3 separate regions of the Homo sapiens genome follow, and regions 1 and 3 are each linked to region 2. The links are chromatin contacts, found by Hi-C or POLR2A ChIA-PET in ENCODE. All regions are on one chromosome and are shown on one strand. The core of a region is the stretch at or near the end of the contact, and the rest is flanking DNA. Distances in the headings are between cores, read along the strand shown.

Region 1 (2,880 bases), core at 204-2,703, 120 kb before region 2:
ACAAGCTCACATGTTTAACCAAGCAGAGAGAAGAGAAGGCAACCAAGAAAAAAAGGCATGAGAACAAGATATGATCACCCTCAATCTCTGCCAGTGCAAGCCACAGTACCATTGTGGGAGCAGAAACTGTAACCCTCTGAGCATACTGTTGGGTGTCCAGCACTGCATCAGAGTGAGCTACTATTCCTTTACAGAAAAGAAAAGACACTCAAACCGCCCCCCCACCACCTTTATTTATTTATTTATTTATTTTACAATGAATGAGTGGTCTCTTGGAAACTCTCCCATGTCTACTTCAAATGTGCTGTTTGAAATGTTGAATATAAATCATTGTACTATAAAGACATACACACATATGTTTATTGCAGTGCTATTTACAATAGCAAAGACAGGGAACCAACCCAAATGCCCATTAATGATAGACTGGATAAGGAAAATGTGGCACATATATACCATAGAATACTATGCAGCCATAAAAAGGAATGAGATCATGTCCTTTGCAGGGACATGGATGAAACTGGAAGCCATCATCCTCAGCAAACTAACACAGGAACAGAAAACCAAATGCCACATGTTCTCACTCATCAATGGGAGTTGAACAATGAGAACACATGGACACAGGGAGAGAAACAACACACACTGGGGCCTGTTGGGGGTGGGGGTTGAGGGGAGGGAACCTAGAGGATGGATCAGTAGGTGCAGCAAACCACCATGGCACACGTATACCTATGTAACAAAGCTCCACGTTCTGCATATGTATCCCGGAACTTCAAGTTAAAAAAAAAAAAAGAAAGAAAGAAAATGAAAAAAGAAATACTGAAGGCATGGGAAGACCATTACATATAGTTGCTACAGACTCAATTTCTGTTGACAGAAAAAAGAGACTTAGACAAAGGGCACTGGGCCAAACCTGAGGTAGAAAGAAAAGAGGTTTTCTGCCATCAGTGGGCATCATCATTTCACACTAAGGCCACCCCTCCACGATGAGTCTTGGAAAAAGTTTTTGTTTTATCTGACTGAGTTCTTTTTTTGTTTTCTACATAGGAAGAATCCCAGACAAACATGAAAATTCATTCCTTTCCTTGTTGCCTCCAGTGAAAAGAGATGGAGATGAGGGAGAAATTTACTGTTTACTCTTTTTTTTTTTTTAAGGTTTTTCCTATTTTCTTACTCCCCCCTGAGCAAAATACTCTGCAAATGGTCTCCAGGCTCTCAACAACAATACTCTGTTTCCATTTCTTACCGCATTTCCTTTCTTTCCCAGGACTCTTCTGACAGTGCCAAGTTGCACGCTGGGTTGTCATAGAATGTTCTGAAGTCGTGTAAAAGGAACTGGCACAAAGGAAAAAAAAAAAGAGTTTTTCTCCTACTCTGCTTAAATTAGTCGTTGCCTCCAGCAGCGATATCCATTTCCTTTCACTTTCCTGGTCTGGCTTCTTCTTCTTTTTCTTCTTCTTTTTTTTTTTTTTTTTTCCTGCAGATATTCTGATTTGAGCTCAGCACACACATTCACCCCAGAAGTTCCCAGGATGCCAATAAAGATCCTTGCCAGCAGATCTTATCATGTTCCTCTTGAAACGGTTTTGTCATTCTTTGGATGACTGTAGAACATCTAGTCTCATACATGCCTGTTTTTTTATTGGGTTTCTGCACAGTCACAACCCAATAATGCACAATGGTAAGATGCCCCAACTGACACAAAACTAAAGAGTCAAAATGCTCTCCGTTGTCAATTGCTGCTTAGCTCAGAGGCTGTTCCAAGATTTGCCTTGAGTTCAAAGAATTGACCCGAGGTGCATTTATCTTTGAAAATACATATTCTGTACAGCGCTTCTTCCTTTTGCCTGGGAAAGTCCTGGTTTGTGCCTATCACCCAGGAGTAATCATTTATAGCACCCATTTCATTCTCACAAGTGTCTCAGTTTGCACAGCAAGTTCCATAGTCAGCAAGGATACAGTATACATTGGAGACACAAAGATACAAAAGACAGTATCCTTGCCTTAGAAGAGCTCAGTCTTTTTAGAAAGACAGGTAAGTAGATGATTATAATATAAGAGCTAAGATAAAGATATGAATAGAGTTATATGACTTTGTCCCACTGTCTCTATGTCCCTTCTGTCCAGCACACTGTCCAGAACACAGAGGCGTTTGGTAATTTTATTGTTGCTGCTTTTGTTTTAACCAATCACAGTGTTCTTTCTATAGACAGAATTTTCCCAATAATGGGCCATTCTCCCTTTCTTCTGCTCCATCTTTTCTTGCTCCATTATTTTCTTCCATAACTCTTGAGTCTCCTGGACATATAACCTCAAAAAAAAAAAATAATCAAGAGCATGGACGAAAATCACAAGGGTAACAAACTGACATGCTAGCTCTGAGTCCCTCCTCAATCTTTGCATAAAAATCACAGGAGGTGCTGTTGCTGCCTCTTTCCACATGTTCTGTAGCCCTGAGTGCCAAGATACATCTGCCCCTGATGGCCCCAATTTGTAGTTTTTCCAGCTGTTTCTGCTTCTGCTGCCTTGGCTACTGGTAATATAGGCAGGTCTCGCTAATAGTACTTAAGATCAATACTGATGTTTTATCCAAATATGGTCAAGTTAATGCTAGGATTGAACTAATGGCTCCTGCTACCCCCAGGGAGGGCATGATCAGTGCCAAAATCACGGGCTATGGCCTCAGACTTCTGTGGCCATGCATAGGGCCCTTCTTGAGATGAGGGCAAGTGCTTCTCCACCCCAGTTATAACTCTTCTTATTCTCTGAAAAGGATGACTTCACTTATCATTTACTCATAAGATCCTCTTGCAAGCAACTCTTGTGTATGACTCCCACAAATGAATCATTCAAGCTGGGAGGTTCCATCTGAGTAAAAATGCA
Region 2 (2,919 bases), core at 128-2,627:
GCCAATGCAACACACATGTGGAAAGACAAAATCTGTAATAGCCGGAGAGTATCTGTAGCCAAAACATGCAGAAAAGTAACAGGGTGAAAACTGGCTTGTCCAGGACAGAAGGGTTTCTCAGGGTGCAAAAATGTTAATGCTAATACCAGGGCATTCCAGGACAAACTGGGACAGTTAGTCACCCCACAGGTAAATGAGGGGCAGCTCCTGAAAGAGAATTTGTGTGAAGGTGAGAAATTTGACCTTCATCCTAGGAAAAAAAAGATGACTGATCTGGACAGATGATTGTTCTAGAAAGGAGAAGATATTAGGGAGAGAACACTGGATGCTGAGCGAATCATGGATTAGTGAGAAGAGTGGCTAGGAGGCTTGGAATAGAGGAGAAAGACGAAAAAGTAGACTAATGAAGCCAAATAAATTATACATTTCCCAAGTGAAATCTAATCAAGACAGAAGTTTGTATTTTACACTGACTAAATAGACTAAAATATTTTAGCATATAATGTAGTATTTACCTCGTATAAGCTGAATCGTGTCAACAATAAAAATATGTTGAGGTCCTAGTCCCCAGTACCTCAGATGCGACCATTTTTGGAAATTGGGCTGTTGCAGATGTAATTAGTTAAGATGAGCTCATGCCTAGTGCCCTTATAAGATGGCATGTGAAGACAGAGACACATGGGGAGATCTCCGTGTCACAACAAGAGCAGAGACTGGAGTTAAGCAGCTGCAAACCCAGGAATGCCAACGATTGCCAGCAAACCACCGGAAGCTAGAAAGAGGCAAGGAAAAACTCTCCTACAAGTTTCAGAGGGAGCGTGGCCCTGCCAATGCCTTGATTTAGGACCTCTGGCCTTGAGTACTGTGAGACATTTCATTTTTGTTGTCTTAAGATGCCCACTTTATGGTACTTTGTTACAGCTGCCCTAGGAAACTAACGCACTAGCCAAACTCTATCCAAACATGGTTTTATCACAAAAAGACAGGATGGAGCTAGCAATAATAGGAACACTGCTGAGAAACCTCTAGGAAGTAGGCATCAAGCCGAGTGCTTTCTTAGGAGTTTATGGGTGGGCTGTCTCAATGGTCCTCTAATAACCCAGGTCATCAGTAAGAAACAGAGACTCAGAAAGAGGCTGCAGCTCGCCCACTGCTACCCAGCTAGGAAGTGGCGACCCAGGGCTTAGACTCATGTCTCTCTGACTTCAGAAACAGATTATTCATTTCTCCACCCTTGGATTTCCTAAAAGGAGAGGCAAGGCAGCCAAGGCAGAAGGCCAGATAAAACTGAAAAGCCTGGCAGAGCTCTGAGCAATTCACAAACATGAGAAAACACAACCTTGAGGGCTCTGGGGTTGGGGTGGTGAGAGGACAGCTGGAAGAAAGGCTTCTTACCCCACAGCTCTGAGTCACGCAAATGTGATCCGCATCCATATCAGCAGGACTTGCTTCTCATCTTCCCTTTGGGCTCTACAGCTCAGGGGGAGGCAAATATCAAGCAATGCTCAGGGAGAATTGAGAGTAAGGAAATCTTTTCAGAAGCCTCTAGGGCCTTTACTTTCCTAAAGTTAATTACTTTCTGGATGAACATCTGATTAGAAATATCATTTGCAAGCCCCACCTGCCGCGGATGTCTCCTGTTTTCAAAGTGGATATTCAAAGAATGTTAAAATCCTAATATATATCTTCATCTCCCATGGAAAACAGAACAGTGATTATTTTGAGCCTCGGGAAGTTGGGATCCAGTCAAGGAATTCATCATTACCCTTATGCAATCTAGGAGATGGGGAACAGATCGGGTGAGAAATCTCAAAGGAAAACATGCCGCCTGCAAAATTAGCCTGAGTCATTGCTCCAAGTGAGAGGCTGTGTTGAAATCAGGAATAATTCTTTAAATTTCAACCCATGACCCTGACAATGAGATTGTTGTCTTTGGAAATGAACCAGTATGTCTTTGTCTGTGTGTGGCAGATGCACTTGCTGAAATATTCATATACAGTGGAAAGGCATAGGGTCGGCAGCCAGAAAACGAGGTTTTGGTCTCTCCTGTGTGACTTACGTAAGTCACATTCCTTTCTCAGTCTCAGTTTCCTCATCAATGAAATAAACTTTTTTATTCTGATGTGATTACCTCTTCCTGGCTACTCCTTCTCTGTTCCTCCCTCCCTCATCCCATTTCTCTTCCTTCTAAACTTCCCACTTCCTATTGCCATGATAATGAAAGAGTATAAGTCGAGTTGATGCATGGGCTTGGAAAAGACACTGGAAGGGGCTTTGCAATGCTACGCAGAGCTCTAGGTGAGTAAATGAAGGAAAAGACAAGGAGGTTAAAATTGTGTTATTGCAAAATGTATTCATTCATTTATCCAGTCATTCATTTCACTAGAAACCCATTATGTATCTCAGTCAAGCACTAGACCTTAAGGCTAAGAGAGTAAGAGTAAAATATCATTCCTGGCCACTAGGAACACACAGTCCTAGTAATAAGAGAGAGAAATGAGTCGCTAAAAATAATTGGATGTTATATACAAGAAAACACTCAAGGTACAATTGAAGCAGGTATTAGAGGAACTTATCCAGTCATTTTATGTGGTAGAAAGCTTCCCAGAGGAAGTAAATCTGGGGAAGAGAGTAGGACAGAGAATACTCTAGAAAGAAGGAACCCAGGACATAGGCAGAAGTTCAGGTAGTTAAGTACATCTGCAATTCAAAGCTCTAAGACATGTGGCAGAAGCAGCAAACAGCGTCAAATGACAGAGAGACTCATGCGGGTTGTTTTTGTGTGTGTGTGTTTGTTTTCAGTTTTTTGAGACAGGTCTCACTGTGTCACTCAGGCTGGAGTGCAGTGGCACAAACATCGCTCACTGCAGCCTCAACCTCCTGGGCTCAAGGGATTCCCCCAGCCTCAGCCTCCAAAGT
Region 3 (2,823 bases), core at 52-2,551, 97 kb after region 2:
AAACCATACGGGTGCTACTCTGGGCATCACAACTGGAAGACAGGCAAGAGCTGAGGATGCTAGGAGCAACTGTATCTGGTAATACTCATCTGCATTGTCATTCCTTTCTCATTCCACAAGTCTTCAATAGTGTTTTATAAACCACATTATAGAACATTAAAGGACAGACCTGACTTGTGTTTAAGGGAAAGCAATATGAAGAAAATCACAGCTATGAGGAAAGTCAGGCTTGAGGAAGCCAGAAGCAACCTGAAAATAGACTGTTTATTATAATTTATATGTTGAAATCTTTACCCTCCAGGTGATGATAGAATCCTCTCACCCTCTTTCTGCCATGCGAAGACACAGAGAGAAGCAAGCCATCTACAACCTGGAAGAAGACCCTCACCATAACCTGATGATGCTGTCACCCTGATTTGAGACTTCCAGTCCCCAGAATTGTGAGAAATAAGTTTCTGTTGTTTATAAGCCACCCAATTTACAGTACTTTGCTATAGCAACCTGTGTTTGACTAAGTGACAGAGACGATAAGGGCTGTGGGGTTTCTGAAGAGAGAGGGAATGCTCTGTGAGCTGGAGGAAACAGGGCAGATCCTGGCCACACACTGAGAACAAGTAGGATTCAGTTGCTAGTGGGAGAAAGCACTTTCCTGGTAGGAATCAGGGGTGAGCAAATGTGTCAATTTCATAACAAGTAAGTTCCATCTTTAAAGGCTATGTGATATGTTTTTACCAGTCAGTTTGGTAGCAAAGAAATTGTCTCCTTGTACAAATTTTGGAACCAATTTGCCAGCCAGAAGATGACCACATACTCTCTCTCTCTCTCTTTCTCTCTCTCTCTCTCTCTCTCTCTCACACACACACACACACACACACACACACAAACTTTCACAATCTTATGCTGTGTAGGTCTTGCTGTGTAGATGCTGAAAGAATTCCAAAATATGTCTGGCTCACTCTGAAGTTATTTTTCCTTCCCAGGCTTGAACACAAAATTGTGTTTTCATATTTCTTTCAATCCAAGTCCTGCGGATCTGCTTAATAAGATTCAGACTCATTCTTTCTGTCTCAGGAACTGAAGAAAGAGAAGTATCTGGGGTTGGCCCTGCTTGAATTCTCAGCAGACTTCACAATAAAAAAGTTCAAACATTATGGCCTCCAGTCATTTTCTAAAACAAACAAAACCAAAGCAAGCCTGGTAGGCTCTTTGATGACTTATATGACTAAAATCCTCTCTCTCTCATTTTTTCCCTCCCTCCTCCACATACTCTTCAAATGCATGTGAGTCATGCATATGCTTGGAACTCAATTGATGAGTCCCCGCACATCAGTGTGAAATGTCAGTAAGCAAATTAAGCAAAAGTTCTGGCTGGGGAGATAAGTCGAGGTGAAAAGCTGCAGGAGCTGCCTGCTCAGGTCTGGTTTCCTCAGAGGAGGGAGGGCTGGTAGGAGTCCAGGACCAGAGACAAGGCAGTTGTCAAGAACAAGGCTCATGGTCAAAATCAGGACACAGTCAGAGAAGATGCAGGAAGTTGGAGTAAAGCCAAAGCCATCAACCCTCACATGAGGCAAGCGGAGACTCAGTGGAGGAGGAGAATGCATGAGACCCATCCTGGGGTCTCATCTAGCTAAGGCGCCCATCCATACAACCTTCGCCATGTGATTCACTGATACCATATACCCCCAACCTCCTCCTGAGACTCCCCACCATGTCCTGGCCCTAACTAAGAATCAGCTCTTCCCTGGTAACCTGATTCCTTTGCAGTCCTCTCATGTGGAGTCAGCCTGTTCTCAATCTGTCCTTCCATGTTCCTCAGAGTTGCTCTCAGCATGCTGGCCCCCAGCACCAGTCCCAGCTGCCTATGTCAAAGCTTCTCTCCCTCTTGAGTCTCAGGTCCTCCAACTACACGGACCTCCACCCCGCCGCTGCTTTCCCTAACCACCACCTGATTAGTACTCACTCTCATGATAGTCTGATGATGACAGTGGTATCTGGTCCACAGTCTTCCCTTCATCCCATATCACCACCCCAGGTGACATCACGGTCATCTACAGTGGCCAACCTACACCATTTCCAGACTTCTCAGGGTCCTAGCTTCTCATCTCCCCTCTGCATGCAGCACTCACCATTCATCATTCAACAAATAGTTACCAGTACCTACTACTCACTGTGCTCTGAGCATGGTGCTGGGATACCCCTGCCCTCTAGAAGTGCATAGTTTAATGGGAGAGACAGTCACATAGGAGAGGGAAACATAGGAACTCGATCTGGTGGGAAGGATGTGGCAACAGGGCCCCATCCTGCAGAAAGGCAGGATCTACAATGTTGAGATGGTAGATAATCTACCTGGGCTGTATCAGGATCCCATCAGCAGTGGGGGGTAGAACAAGAGGGGTCTAACTCAAGTGGAAGGTAGGGGGAGGCTGGCATGAACTATGTCATGTCTCATAAATCCTTCTACATTAAGTTTTAAATGAGGAAAACCTGATTACCAACCAGAAATCAAGGCAGAAGTTCGATGATAAACATGGGAACTTACTCATCTTTATAGACTGGCATCTAGTGCTATGCTGGATCATGGCAGGAGCTCAGTGAGTGTTTTTCCAACAGAACTCAACCATCATGAACATGATAAGCATAAGAAGGGCAGGAGGGGAAAGCTACAGAGCAATCCACAGGGCACAAAGTGGGCAGGTTGGATACCTAAGCACGACCAATTCTAGATCCCACTTACCTTTGCAGATGGGGCTCATAAAATGCTCCATGATTGGGTTTTCAGGGTCCAGGCCTGGCTTGAGTCCAAGTGGGAGGTGTGAGCATGAG

What was found. Hi-C counts contacts between places; a loop is a spot of excess contacts on that map. ChIA-PET counts read pairs that join two places held with the same protein, here RNA polymerase II (POLR2A). Pooled maps may share reads with other maps.
Region 1: a pooled map shows a loop between it and region 2 (5-fold over the local background). The contact joins the promoter of LINC01085 here to the enhancer-like site in region 2. A Hi-C loop is called at or near these places in 1 of 50 pooled maps. POLR2A ChIA-PET finds 5 or more read pairs at or near these places in 2 of 52 experiments (AG04449 and BJ).
Region 3: a map of MCF 10A shows a loop between it and region 2 (11-fold over the local background). The contact joins two enhancer-like sites. A Hi-C loop is called at or near these places in 8 of 168 maps with a recorded cell type or tissue (Caco-2, Calu3, IMR-90 and 5 more) and 6 of 50 pooled maps. POLR2A ChIA-PET finds 5 or more read pairs at or near these places in 5 of 52 experiments (A549, AG04450, MCF 10A and 2 more).

Annotation. Positions count from the first base shown.
Region 1 is chr4:14,110,541-14,113,420 of GRCh38, reverse strand. LINC01085 (long intergenic non-protein coding RNA 1085) reads right to left here and starts at 1,453. Exons shown (of 3, transcript NR_033931.1): 1 at 1,244-1,453.
Region 2 is chr4:13,987,534-13,990,452 of GRCh38, reverse strand. No RefSeq gene overlaps it. Among named protein-coding and RNA genes, the nearest start is that of LINC01085, 120 kb to the left of the region's middle. Within about 2 kb of position 1,377, at least 7 of the 41 ENCODE cell types and tissues checked have a DNase peak (open chromatin) inside an H3K27ac peak, as active enhancers do; they include IMR-90, PC-9 and mammary epithelial cell, where a contact is called at or near this core.
Region 3 is chr4:13,890,674-13,893,496 of GRCh38, reverse strand. The region is part of intron 3 of LINC01182 (long intergenic non-protein coding RNA 1182); the gene reads right to left. The region is part of intron 3 of LOC107986182 (a long non-coding RNA gene); the gene reads right to left. Among named protein-coding and RNA genes, the nearest start is that of LINC01085, 220 kb to the left of the region's middle. RefSeq lists an enhancer at 501-1,700. Within about 2 kb of position 1,301, at least 5 of the 41 ENCODE cell types and tissues checked have a DNase peak (open chromatin) inside an H3K27ac peak, as active enhancers do; they include IMR-90, PC-9 and mammary epithelial cell, where a contact is called at or near this core.